Linked DNA regions of Homo sapiens: region 2 is linked to region 1. The links are chromatin contacts, found by Hi-C or POLR2A ChIA-PET in ENCODE. All regions are on one chromosome and are shown on one strand. Each heading gives the region's core, a stretch centred on a gene start or an enhancer-like site at or near the end of the contact. The rest is flanking DNA. Distances are from core to core; before and after follow the strand shown.

Region 1 (6,568 bases), core at 1,458-3,957:
GAGATGGCGTCTTGCCATGTTGCCCAGGCTGGTTTTGAACTCCTGGGCTCAAGCTATCCTCCCACCTCAGCCTCCCAAAGTGTTGGAATTATAGGCATGAACCACCACACCTAGCCTACAAAAACATTTTTTTTTTAGTTAGCCGGGTGTAGTGGTGTGCGCCTGTGGTCCCAACTACTTGGGAGGCTGAGGTGGAGGATCACTTGAGCCTGGGTGGTTGAGGTTGCAGTAAGCTGAGATCACGCCACTGCACTCAAGCCTGGGTGACAGAGCGAGACCCTGTCTCAAGAATAAAGATTGCAACAGGTTGTAACACTTTGAGTAAAATAGGAAATTTTCCAACTATTCAGATACACAGATGAACAAATGGAAAGCTTGATGAGAAGTGAGGATTTCTATAGTAGCCATCCACGAAATAGTTAAAGGAAAGAGAGTCTTCATGGTGGAAAAGCCTGAACCAGCTGGTCCAGGCAAACCTCAGTGATGGTGAAGCCTGTAGCACACAGCGGGTGGGATGAAGAGAGCCGCATCCGCGATACTCCTGCCGAAGATGCCTGTCCTGGATCTCCCCATGTGGAAGCACCAGCCCCCAAGTTAGGGGACTGATTGGACAATGCACCTGCCTAGAATCTTCCCAAAGCCTGGTGTCGTGAGAGTCACGGAAACATCCAGAAACTCGCTCTGGGCAGCGGGAAGCTGAGAGCCGACCACTTTCTTGCAGTGTGCCTGTGCAAACTGGGTAATTGGGGATGGCTAGAGAAACTTGAACAGGGTCTGAGCTGGGACAGGAGGAATGCGTTGGTTTTCTGATTTTGATGGCTTAGGTGTTTATGGAGGAAAATAGACTTGTTTGTTGGAAATCCCCCCTGAAGTGTCTGGGATTACGCATCAGGTCAGTGATTCACCATTAGATAATCCAAGGAGAGAGAATTATTTTAAACGTACTTGTACATTTTCTATAACTTTGTGATTGTTTGAAAGTTAAGTAACACAAATAATTTGTGTCCTCATCCTAAAGCTTTCTTCTGTCATAGAGGATTGTTTATCTGAGACATATGAGTATAATGGTATTGTTTCAAAATATTTTTTAAGATTACACCTGTTTTTAAAAATTGTGTCAGATAGCCTGTATTCATGTATTGGAAGATTCAATATTATTAAAATGGTAGTTCTCCCCACATTGCTTTATAGGTTCAATGTAATTCCTACCAAAATCTTGGCAGGCTATTTTTTGGGGGTTTTTTGGGGCAGAAATTGATAATATCCTGAAGTAAATATAAAGGACCCACAATAGTGAAAGCAGTTTTAAAATAGGTTAACAAAATTGGAGAATTCAGAACTTCTCATTCCTGATTTCAAAAATATTGCAAAGCTGCAATAACCAGAACAATGTACTGGCATTGAGATAGAGTGATTATATATATGAGAAACAGAATTGAGAGTCCAGAAATAAACCCTTATATTTATGGTCAAATAATTTTTTAATAGAGTTACCCGAGCAATTCAATGAAGAAAAGTTTTTCCAACAACAGATGCTGGGAAATTCGGACATTCACATGAAAAGGAAAAAAGATTAAACCTTGACTCAACGTCATATACCTAAGTTAGTTCAAGTGGATCATAGATCTTAATGTAAGAGCAAAAATTATAAAAATTTTAGAAAACACAGGAGTAAATTTTCATAATCTTGGTTAGGCACAGAGTTCATCAAAGGTATACTACATAAATACTGATAAACTGGACTGGAACAAAATTTAAAACTTTTGTATATCAAAAGACAGAATTAAGTAGAAAGACAAGCCACAGTCTGGGAAAAAATATTTGCAAATTATAAATCTCATGAAGCACTTCTAAGCACCTATGTAATAAATTTTTTCTTTTTTTTTTTTTTTTTTTTTGAGACAGTCTTGCTCTGTCACCCGGGCTGGAGTGCAGTAGCTTGATCTCAGCTTACTGCCACCTCTGCCTCCAAGGTTCAAGTGATTCTCCTGCCTCAGCCTCCCAAGTAGCTGGAAGTACAGGCATGCACCACCACACCTGGCTATTTTTTTTGTATTTTTAGTAGAGACAGTGTTTTGCCATGTTGGCCAGGCTGGTCTTGAACTCCTTACCTCAAGTAATCTGCCCGCTTCAGCCTCCCAAAGTGCTGGGATTACAGGCGTGAGCCACTGCACCCAGCCTATGTAATAAACACTCAAAACTCAGAAACAAGCAACATAAACACGGGCAAGAGATCTGAATAGATATCTCACCAGAAGAAGACATACAAATGGCCAATAAGGACGTGAAAAGATACCTAGCGTTAATTAGGGAAATGCAAATTAAAACCACAGTGAGATACCACTTCACACCCACTAGAATGCTGTCACCGAAAACACAGGAAATAAAGTTGGAGAGCTCGTGTTTTCTGACTTCAAAACTTACACTGCAAAGCAACAGTAACCAAGAAGGTGGAAAAACGAATTCTCATACATTGATAGTGGGAATGTAAAATGGGGAAGCCACTGTTTGGCATGATCTTAATTAAGCAGACTTGCTGCATTGACTCAGCAGCTGCACTCCTAGGAGAAAGGAAAGCGAACATCCACTCAGAGACTTGGTGTAAGTTCCCTGGAACCTCGGTCAACACAAGGAAACAATCCAGGTATCCGCTAGCAGGTGACTGAACAGGTGACGCCTGCCACGTCCACATGGTGGGTGCTTCTGCACAGGATGAGCTCAGAAGCACCTGCTGAGGGAGGGAAGTGTGGCTGTGTGGTAGGCAGTGTCCAGAAAAGGCAAATTTGTAAACAAAGTAGAATGATGACTGGGGCTAGGGCTGGAAATGGGACTGACTGCAGATGGACACGGGATCCCTTTCAGGTGATGGGAATGTTCTAGAGTAGTGACCATTTTACAACTCTTCAATTTTATTAAAAGCCATTCTGTGCTTAAAATGAGTGAAACTTAGGGTATGCAAAGTATACCTAAATAAAGCCGACGGGTGTTTTAAAAAGAATAGGCCGGGTGCGGTGGCTCATGCAGGTAATCCCAGCACTTTGGGAGGCTGAGGTGGGTGGATCACTTGAGGTCAGGAGTTTGAGACCAGCCTGGCCAACATGATGAAACCTCGTCTCTGCTAAAAATACAAAAATTAGCCTGGCGTGGTGGCACACGCCTGTCATCCCAGCTACTCAGGAGCATGAGGCAGGAGAATCACTTGAACCCAGGAGGCAGAGGTTGCATTGAGCCAAGAATGCACCACTGCACTCCAACCTGGGCGACGGAGTGAGACTCTGTCTCAACAATAAAAAATAATAAAGTGCTTCATTGCAGTAACTCAAGTGTGTAGGGAGACCCTGGGCTGGATGGCATGCCTGCTGGCAGACAGGGTATGACCCAGGACCCCCAGGTGAGATGAACCTGTCTTGTTGAATTCCCAAGTTAGGAGAGTTTTCAGTTGTTGGTATATTTTGTCAGGTTAGTAATCTGAAATCATCAAATTGCTAATGTGCGAATGTGTATTACTTACCAAAATGTCTATTTTTATTCTTTTTGAAGTTAAGATCTGAAGAACAGCTCAGGTTCCCAACATTCTCAGAGAATAATGTCTTGAGAATAAGCAACCTGCTCTTAAGTAGGTTTGTCTTGTCCATAGCAGAATTTATTGCCAGTGCCAAAAATCAATTTTGGCTAATACAGCAATTAATCAAAATTTGCTGTATTGAGTGAGGTAAGGGCAATTAGGAAATCATGAGTTGGGTTTTCTATTTGTTTCTGCTGTCAAGATTTGTGTTTTCTTAATGTTGATTTCTTATTTATGGTGATGAGGAGGGAGGTGAAACTATATTTAGTTTTCACAAGTATATTTGAAATTCTCTGGCCAGGAATTCACACTGGGTTCCCAAGCCCGTTGTGTGCTGACAATTCTGACAGAGCAAATCATTAATGCTGATGTGTATTTTTGAGGAAGCCACTTCCAGGGACACTTAGAAATGGTTAAAATGACTTTGGGTGTCCGAGGCAGGAGGATTGCTTGAACCTAGGCGTTCAAGACCAGCTTGGGCAACATAGTGAGACCCCATCTCCACAAAAAAAGTTTTAAGTTAGCCAGTCATGGTGGTATGTGCCTCTAGTCTCTAGTCCCAGTCATGGTGGTACGTGCCTCTAGTCCCAGATACTTGGGAAGTGGGAGGATCACTTGAGCCCATGAGGTCAGGGCTACAGTGAGCTGTGATCACACCACTGCACTCTAGCCTGGGTGACAAAGTAAGACTCTGTCTCAGAAAAAAAGAAAAGAAGTGGTTAATATGGTAAATGTTATGTTACATATGTTTTACCACAGTAAAATTTTTAAAACTAAGATGAAATGGCCAGTTTACAGCAGAGTAAAAATTCGAGGCCTGATATTCACCCCTTATGTGCCTAACCCTGTTCTCAAAGTATTAAACCCTTGGAAAGGTCACTATTTGCTAGAAAGTCGTCCCTCGGTGTCCACGGAGGAGATAGGTTCCGGGACCACTGCAGAAAGCAAAGAGCGAGGATGCTCAAGTCCCTGATATAAAATGGCATCATACGAGCACATCACCTATGCACTTCCTCTCTCATGTTTTAAATAATTTCTGGATTACTTGTAATACCTAACACAATGTAAATGCTGTGTGAATAGTTGTACTATGTTGTTTAGTCACTAATGATAAGAAAATCTACAAGTTAGGTATAGATGCAGATTTTTTCATGAATATCTTTGATTCATGGTTGAAGCCAGGGGTGAGGAACCCACAGACACAGAGGGCTATGTGTCCTTTTGAAAAGAATAAATCAAGCTTTGGAATAAGAATGAGGAAAGAAATGGAAAATTGCCCAAAAACGCCTTTGTCACATTTGCCGAAGAGTAGTTTTTCATACTAAGGGTCCCGTTTGAAATAAATTTTGTTAGCCAACCTAACTTCCTTACATTTCTTTAGTTGGATTCTCTTATAAACAATTATGAAAATTTTTAGATGAGATTGGCTACATTAAAGAACTGGCTTTAGTATTATAGCATAGTAGTTAACAAGGCCTAACTCGTTAATCATAGTGCTGTTTCACTGATAAAATTTTGCGTAGGCCTCTTATGGCAGCTCATGCCTATAATCCTAGCACTTTGGGAGGCTAAGATAGGAGGAGTACTTGAAGCCAGGAGTTTGAGACCAGCCTGGGCAACAATACGAAACCGTATCTACAAAAAAAAAAAAAAAAAAAATTAGCCAGGCATAGTGTTGTGCATCTGTAGTCCCAGCTACTCAGGGACTGAGGTGGGAGGATGGCCTCAGCTTGAAAGGCAGAGGTTATAATGAACCCAGATCACACCACTGCACTCCAGTCTGGGTGACAGAGTGAGACCCTGTCTCAAAAAAAAAAAAAAAAAATTGTGTAGGTTGGGCATGGTGGCTCATGCCTGTAATCCCAACACTTTGGGAGGCCAGGCACATCTTACATGGCCACAGCAGGAACAAGAGAGGATTGCTTGAGCCCCGAAGTTCAAGATGAGCCTAGGCAACATAGACCCTACCACTGAAAAAAAAAAAAAACAAGCATGGTGGTGCACACCTGTGGTCCTACTGACTCAGGAGAGGCAGGAGAATTGCTGGAGCCCAGGAGTTTGAGGTGACAGGTAGCTATGATTACACCACCCTACTCTAGCCTGGGCAACAGAACGTTCCCGTTAATTAAATTGTAAATCTTAGAACGTGATTTATCTAGGATATTTTATTTTAATGTATGGTATCTATTGTGAATTCATAGTAGTAAACAAAATTAAAACCATTAAAAATGTAGTTTTGACAAGTTGTTAAATCCACACTTACCCCATCAATTGATAAAATATGTAATCTATCACTTTTTCATTTCTCTAAATCTGTTCTCTAGTATGAAGGTAAAATTAAAGAATCGTTATTTTTCTCTATTTCTTCTGTTTGGTAATTCGTTGGGATCCTTTTTAGTAAAAATCTGATCTTAAAAAGATTGAGTGACTAACTTTAATTACCATAATTGTCTTTTTTTCACCCTGGCTGTCAGTTTTCTAAACCAGGTATAGGCCTGCTCTTTATTAAATTGCTGTTTGGTAAATATTTTAGGTTCTGTGGTCTCTGACCACTCAGCTCAAAGCCACTGGAGACAATATTTAAACAAATGAGTGGTGGTGGCCCTGTTCCAATAAAACTTTATTTACAAAAACAGGAAGTGTCTGTGGTTTGCCAGCTCCTGTTCTGAAGCTGGACTTTTTTTTTTTAAACCGAAATTTGATCCCTGTGTTTTCTACTAAGAAAGAGGATCCAGTTTGCTGATGTCGCAGGTCTGAGAGACATCACAGCATCACAGCGTTTAGTAGTCTTAAATGTGTGTTCAAAGTGGTAGGAACTGCCCCATGATTCTGTAGTACGTATTTGCTTTTCAGAAGGCTTTCGTGAACATGGTTGCAGTTTGCAGCGTTGGCTTTACTGTGCCCTTCTACAGATGGCAGCACGGGCTGTTCCAAGTCCTCCTTTTCCTTGGAGTCAGTGCTGCCCTGAGCCCTCCAGCCTTGCTGAGCTCCAGCCTTGCTGAG
Region 2 (6,568 bases), core at 2,146-4,645, 520 kb before region 1:
CCTATTCCCTGAGACATGACAGTATTGAAATTAGGCCAATTAATAGCCCTACATTCCCTCTTCTGAGGGTTCCAGTGAAAGGAAGAGTTTTACTTATCTCACTTTTAATCAAAAACTAGAAGTGATTAAGCTTAGTAAGCAAGGAATGTCAAAGGCTGAGATAGGCTGAAAACTCGGTCTCTGGAGCCAAACAGTTAACCAAGCTGTAAATGCAAAGGAAAAGTTATTGAAGGAAATTAAGTGCCCCTCCAGTGAACCCAGAAATGATAAGAAAGCAAAACAGCCTTCTTGCTGAGATGGAGAAACTTTGATCTGGATAGAAAAACCAGTCACAACAATTATTCCCTTAAGCCAAAGTCTAATCCAGAGCAAGACCTTAACTCTCTTAAGTTCTGTGAAGGCTGAGAGGTGAGGAAGCTGCAGAAGAAAAGTTTGAAGCTCACAGAGGTTATTTCATGAAGTTAAAGAAAAGAAGCAGTCTCCATAACATAAAAATGCAAGGTGAAACAGCAAGTTATCCAGAAGATCTGGGTAAGATAATTGATGAAGATGGCTACAGTAAATGACAGATTTTCAATCGAGACAAAATAGCCTTATATTAGAAGGAAATGTTATCTAGGACTTTCATAGCTAAAGAGAAGAAGTTAATCCTGGTTTCAACATTAGAAACCAACTCTCTTGTTGGGGCTAATGGAGCTGGTGACGTTAACTTGAAGCCAGTGCTCATTTCCCATTCTGAAAATCCTAGGGCCCATAAGAATGATGCTAAATTTGCTCTCCCTGTGTTCTTTAAGTGGAACAACAAAGCCTGGATGACAGGACATCTGTTTACATCATGGTTTACTGAATATTTTAAGCTTACTGTTTAGACCTACTGCTCAGGAAAAAAAAAAACAAAGATATTTTTCAGATTTTAATTTCTCATTGAAAATGTACCTAGTTACCCAAGAGCTCTGACAGGTGTACAAGGAGATGAATGTTGATTTCATGGCTGCTAACACAACATCCATTCGGTAGCCTATGGATCAAGGAGTCATTGTGTTTTCAAATTTTCTTATTTAAAAAATACATTTCATAAGGCTCTAGCTGTATAGATCATGGTTCCTCTGATGGATTCTGGAAAGGATTCACCATTCTAGATGCTGTTAAGAACATTTGTGATTCGTGAGGGAAGGCCAAAATGTCAACATTAACCAGAGGCGTTGATTCCAGCCCTCACGGAGGACATTGAGGGGTTCATGACCAGTGGAGAAAGTCACTGCAGAGGTAGTAGAAATAGGAAGAGAACTGGAATCAGAAGTACAGCCTGAAAATATGACTGAATTGCTGCAATCTCATGTACAACTTGAATGTGTAAAACTTGCTTCTTATGGATGAGCAAAGAAAATGGTTTCTTGAGTTAGAATGTATTCCTGGTGAAGACGCTGTGAATATTGTTGAAATGACAACAAAGGATTTAGAATATTCCATAAACCTAGCTGATAAAGCAGCAGCAGGGTTTGAGAGGATTGACTAATTTTGAAAGAAGTCCCACTGTTGACAAAATGATATCAAACAGCATCACACGCTGCAGAGAAATCTTTGGTGAAAGCAAGAGTCCGTCCACGTGATATACTTCGCTGTTGTCTTAAGAAATTGCCGCAGCCACCCAAGTTTTCAGCAGCCACCATCCTGAACAGTCAGCCCTCATCATCAAGGCAGGACCAGCAAAAAAGATTATTATTTGCTGAAGGCTCAGATGATCGTTAACATTTTCCAACAATAGATTCTTTTTATTTATTTTTTTCCAGACATAATCTCACTCCGTCACTTAGGCTGGAGTGCAGTGGCATGATCACAGCTCATTGCAGCCTCTGCCTCCAGGGTTCAAGTGATTCTTGTGCCTCAGCCTCCCAAGTAGCTGGGACTACAGGCATGTGCCACCATGCCCAGCTAATTTTTGTATTTTTATTAGAGACAGGGTTTTGCCATGTTAGCCAGGCTGGTCTTGAACTCCTGACCCCAGGTGTTCCACTTGCCTCGGCCTCCCAAAGTGCTGGGATTGCAGGCCTGAGCCAGCATGCCCAGCCAGCAATAGAGTATGTTTAAATGAAGGTATTGTAGTTTTTTTTTTAAGGACATACTGCTATCTCACATTAAATATACAACAGTTTAGTGTACTCATAATTTTTATATTCACTGGGAAAACAGAACTTTGTGTGACTTGCTTTATTGCAATATTTGCTTGATTGCAGCACTCTGGAACTGAACCCATGATATCTCTGAGGTATGCCTGTACTGTTAATAATTCTTGAAATTAGGTAGTGATAGCCTTCCAACTCTGTTTTTCATAGTTACTTTTTAAATTCCAGTTCCTGTGTATTTCCATGCAAATTAGAATGAGGTTGTTAATATCTACAAAGTGCTGAGATTTTTGTTGGGGGGTTCACTGAATCTATAGATCAGTTGGAGAACATTGACATCTGAACAATATCCATGAACAAGATGTATCTCTTACTTGTTTAGATCTTTAATTTCTCTCAGAAGTATTTTTTGGTTTTCAGTGTACTGGTCTTTTACATCTTTTATCCAGTTTATAAGTATTTTATATTTTTTGGTGCTATTGTAAGTGATTTTTAAAATTTGTATTTGCAGTTGTTTGTTACTAGTATATCAAAGCATTCATTTTTATGTATTGAGTCCAAACCCAGAAATTTTGTTATGCTCACTTATTAGTTTTAGACACTTTTTTGTAGATTACATTGGATTTTCTACATAGATGATTGGATTATTTTAGAATGAAGACTGTTTTACTTTCTCTCCAATCTTGATGCCTTTTATTTCTTTATCCTGCCCCGTTGTACTAGATAGGCCCTCCAGTACAAAGGTGAACAGAAGTGGAAAGAATGAACAAACGTTTGGGTTGTCTCTGGTCTTACAAGAGGCACTCAGTATTTCACCATGAAGTATAACGTTAGTGGTGGTTTTAGGTCTGTGCCCTTTATATGTTGATGAGGCACTCTTCTTTTCCTGGTTTGCTGAGAGATTTTTATGAGGAATGAATATTGTAATTTGTCATCTATGGAGATGGGCATATATTTGTTGTTTTTTAGTGTGTTCGGATGAATTGTATTAATTGTTTTTCAAATGTGATACCAACATTTGTGGTCTAAACCTCTGTAGATCATGATACAGTATACTTTGGATATACTACTGGATTCCATTTACCAAAACTTTGCTTAGAATTTTTACACCTGGGATCTTGGTTTCTAGTTTTCATTTCAGTGTTTTTCTTTCTATTTAAGTTTTTGGAAGAGGTTACGTATTATTTCACCCTCATATGAGGAAGTGAAACAAGTCATGTGGGCAGGAGTTTTCCTTTTTTCTTCTTTCCTTTCTTACTTACTAAACTTACTTAGTTTAGTTGCTCACAGAGTCTTGCTCTGCCACCCAGGCTTGAGTGCAGTAGCATCATCATGGCTCACTCAGTCCCAACCTCCCGGTCTCAGGCGATTCTCCCGCCTTAGCCTCCCAAGTAGCTGGGACTACAGTAGCACACCACCACGCCTGGCTTATTTTTGTATTTTCTGTAGAGATGGAGTTTCACCATGTTACCCAGGCTGGTCTCCAAACTCCTGAGCTCAAGCGATCCGCTCACCTCAGCCTCTCTAGATGCTGAGATTACAAGCATGAGCCACTGCGTCCCACCTGGGCAGGAGTTTTATTTGTGGGAAAGCTTTCAACTACAGTTTATTTTTTCATAGTGCTACTCATTTATTTCTTCTTGAGGGAGCTTTGGTTTATATAGTTACAAAGATTTGGTCTATTTCATCTGAGTTGTGGGATTTACAGCACAGAGTTGTTCATAATACTCTGTTATCACCTGTGAAATCTGTAGTCATGTTACATCACTCATCTCTGTTATTGGTAATTTGTGTCTTCTTTATAATCCCAATCAGTCTGGGTAGAGGTTTGTTAGTTTTATTGACCTTATCAAAAGGTGTTTTCTGTTGGGCATGGTGGTTCACACCTGTAATCCCAGCACTTTGAGAGGCCGAGGCGGGCAGATCACGTGAGGTCAAGAGTTCAAGACCAGCCTGGTCAACATAGTGAAACGCCATCTCTACTAAAAATACAAAAATTAGCCGCCTGTGGTGGCGGGCGCCTGTGGTCCCAGCTCCTCGGGAGGCTGAGGCAGGAGAACTGCTTGAACCCAGGAAACGTAGGTTGCAGTGAGCCAGGATCGCACCATTGCACTCCAGCATGGGGGACAGAGCGAAACTCCATCTCAAAAAAAAAAAAAAAAAAAAAGTTAGTGTTTTCATTTTATCGATTTTTCTCATTTGTTTTACTCTTTCCTATTTCATTCTTTCTTCTGATGTTTGTAATATACTCTCTTACGATTTCTTTGGGTTTAATTTACCCTTTCTTCTGTGTCCTAAGGTGGAAGCAGAGCTCATTAATATGAGGCCTTTCTTATTTTCTGATATAGTCATTTAGTTTTACTATTTTCCCCATAAGTAGTGCTTAAGCAGAATCTCTCAAATTTAGATGCATTGTTTTCATTTTCAGTTACTTCCAAATACTGTATTTCTTTTTTGATTTTTTTTCTTTGACTCATAGATAATTTAGAGATATTTGATTTAGTTTACAAATATTTGGGGGTTTTCCAGGGATCTTTCTTTTATTAATTTCTAGTTTAATTTCATTGTGGTCAAAGAACATACTTTGTATGACTTGAATTTCTTTAAATATATTAAGTCTTATTTTATGGCTTCAAATATGGGCTGTCTTGTTAAATATTCCATTTGTCCTTGAGAAGAATATGTGTTTTGCTGTTGCTATGGGGAATATTTTGTCAGTGTTAATGAGGTCAAGTTGAGTGGTAGTGTTCAAGATTAATGTACTCTTTCTGATTTCTGTCTACTTGTTCTGTCAACTATTGAAAGAAAGGTTCTGTTAATTTTTGCATTTGTCTGTTTATCCTTTTAGTTTTATCAGTTTTTGCTTCACGTATTTTGAAGACTTTTTTGTGGCCTCTTGATTCATTGACCCCTCTCTTTATCTTTAGTAATAGTCTTTGCTCTCAATTTACTTTGTCTCACATTAATGTAATCACTCCAGGTTTCTTTTGACTAGCCTTAATATGGTATATCTTATATCCTTTTTACTTTAAGCTATTTGTGTATTTAATAAAGTGCATTTGTTGTAGATAACATAACATTTGGGTTTTGCTTTTTTGTCTTCTATTTAGAACGTTAACATTTAGTGTGGTAATTGCTTTGGTTAGGTTTAGGTCTCTCATCTTGCTATTTGTTTTAGAATAGTTTTAGACTTAGAAAAATTGAGATGATTGAACACACAGAATTCCCATATACCTGGCACCCAGTTTTTCCTATTACCGACATCTTGCATTAATATGGTACATTTGTCCCAATCACTGAACCAGTAGTGATACATCGTAACCTAACGTCCTTTTTCTGTTGCGGGATCTCAGCTGAGAACCACATTATATTTCATTGTTACGTCTCCTTAGGCTCCTCTTGGCTGTAACAGTTTCCCAGGCTTTCCTTGTTTGTGGTAGTTTTGATATAATAGTTCTGAAGAGTACTAGTCAAGTATTTTGTAACAACATTCTCTTCTATTAGAATTTGATGTTTTCCTCATTATGATACTATAGTGGTAATGGGTTTGAGAAGGTAAAACACCACTTTTATCACATATATCAAGGGTGCACATTGTCAACGTGACTTACCACTGTTGGTGTTGATCTTGATCACCTGGCTGTTTACTGGGTTTCTCACTATGAAGTTACCCTTTCCCTCCCCATTTCCATGTTGTACTGTTTGGAAGGAAGTCGCTGCGTACAGCCCACACTTAAGGAGTTGGGGATTTATGGTCCCCCTCCATGAGGACACGAATCTTCGTAAATTATTTAAAATTCTTATGTATGGGAGATTTGTCTCTTCTCCTTTATTTATTTACTTATTCAACTCTTTATAGCAGTGTGGATTCCAGAATGTTTGTTTTATACTTTTGGTTATAATCCAGTACTGCTTTATTTTGTTGCTCAAATTGTTCTTCTAGCTTTGGCCATCAGGAGTTCTGGTCGGCTCCCTTTGACATGCCCCATCAACATAGGGTTTTTTTGTGGTTATTTTGTTTTGTTTTGTTTCTCCTTGCTTCAGCCTTAGAATCAGCCATTTCTCCAAGGAGCGCTGGGTCCTTCATTGGACAGTGATATCAGAAACCAAGATTGAGTGCTAGACGTGTTCTGTTTCTTTTTGTCCCATGTGTTCTTCGTTCCTCTTTCCCTTTTTTTCTGTTTTCCTTTGGAGCAGCCTTCTTCTTTGTTTCGCTGTTTTAATGATTTCTTTGCGTTTTGCTCCACTTCCTCCGGCTAACACAGTCTACCTTGAGGTGGCTGCGTGCTGCTTCACATAGAGCACAGCATCAGGGCAGTCTGCCGCCGTTTCTCTCGTGGCCCGGATGCTTTGGTCATCATGCCTTTTGCAGTTACTTATGCTATAAACTGACAATATATGTTTTTATTTTTATTTAAAAGTCAGTTATTTTTAAAAGAGATTGA

What was found. A loop is a pair of places that touch in the nucleus more often than their neighbours do. ChIA-PET counts read pairs that join two places held with the same protein, here RNA polymerase II (POLR2A). Pooled maps may share reads with other maps.
Region 2: a loop to region 1 is called in a pooled map, with 4 times the contacts of the local background. The contact joins two enhancer-like sites. A Hi-C loop is called at or near these places in 2 of 50 pooled maps. POLR2A ChIA-PET finds 5 or more read pairs at or near these places in 2 of 52 experiments (B cell and BJ).

What each region holds. Positions count from the first base shown.
Region 1 is chr10:329,635-336,202 of GRCh38, reverse strand. All of the region lies in intron 29 of DIP2C (disco interacting protein 2 homolog C), which reads left to right. LOC124902362 (a long non-coding RNA gene) reads left to right here. Exons shown (of 2, transcript XR_007062030.1): 2 at 351-1,178. Among named protein-coding and RNA genes, the nearest start is that of ZMYND11, 200 kb to the right of the region's middle. Within about 2 kb of position 2,707, at least 4 of the 41 ENCODE cell types and tissues checked have a DNase peak (open chromatin) inside an H3K27ac peak, as active enhancers do; they include B cell, where a contact is called at or near this core.
Region 2 is chr10:848,903-855,470 of GRCh38, reverse strand. All of the region lies in intron 5 of LARP4B (La ribonucleoprotein 4B), which reads left to right. Among named protein-coding and RNA genes, the nearest start is that of LARP4B, 80 kb to the left of the region's middle. Within about 2 kb of position 3,395, at least 3 of the 41 ENCODE cell types and tissues checked have a DNase peak (open chromatin) inside an H3K27ac peak, as active enhancers do; they include B cell, where a contact is called at or near this core.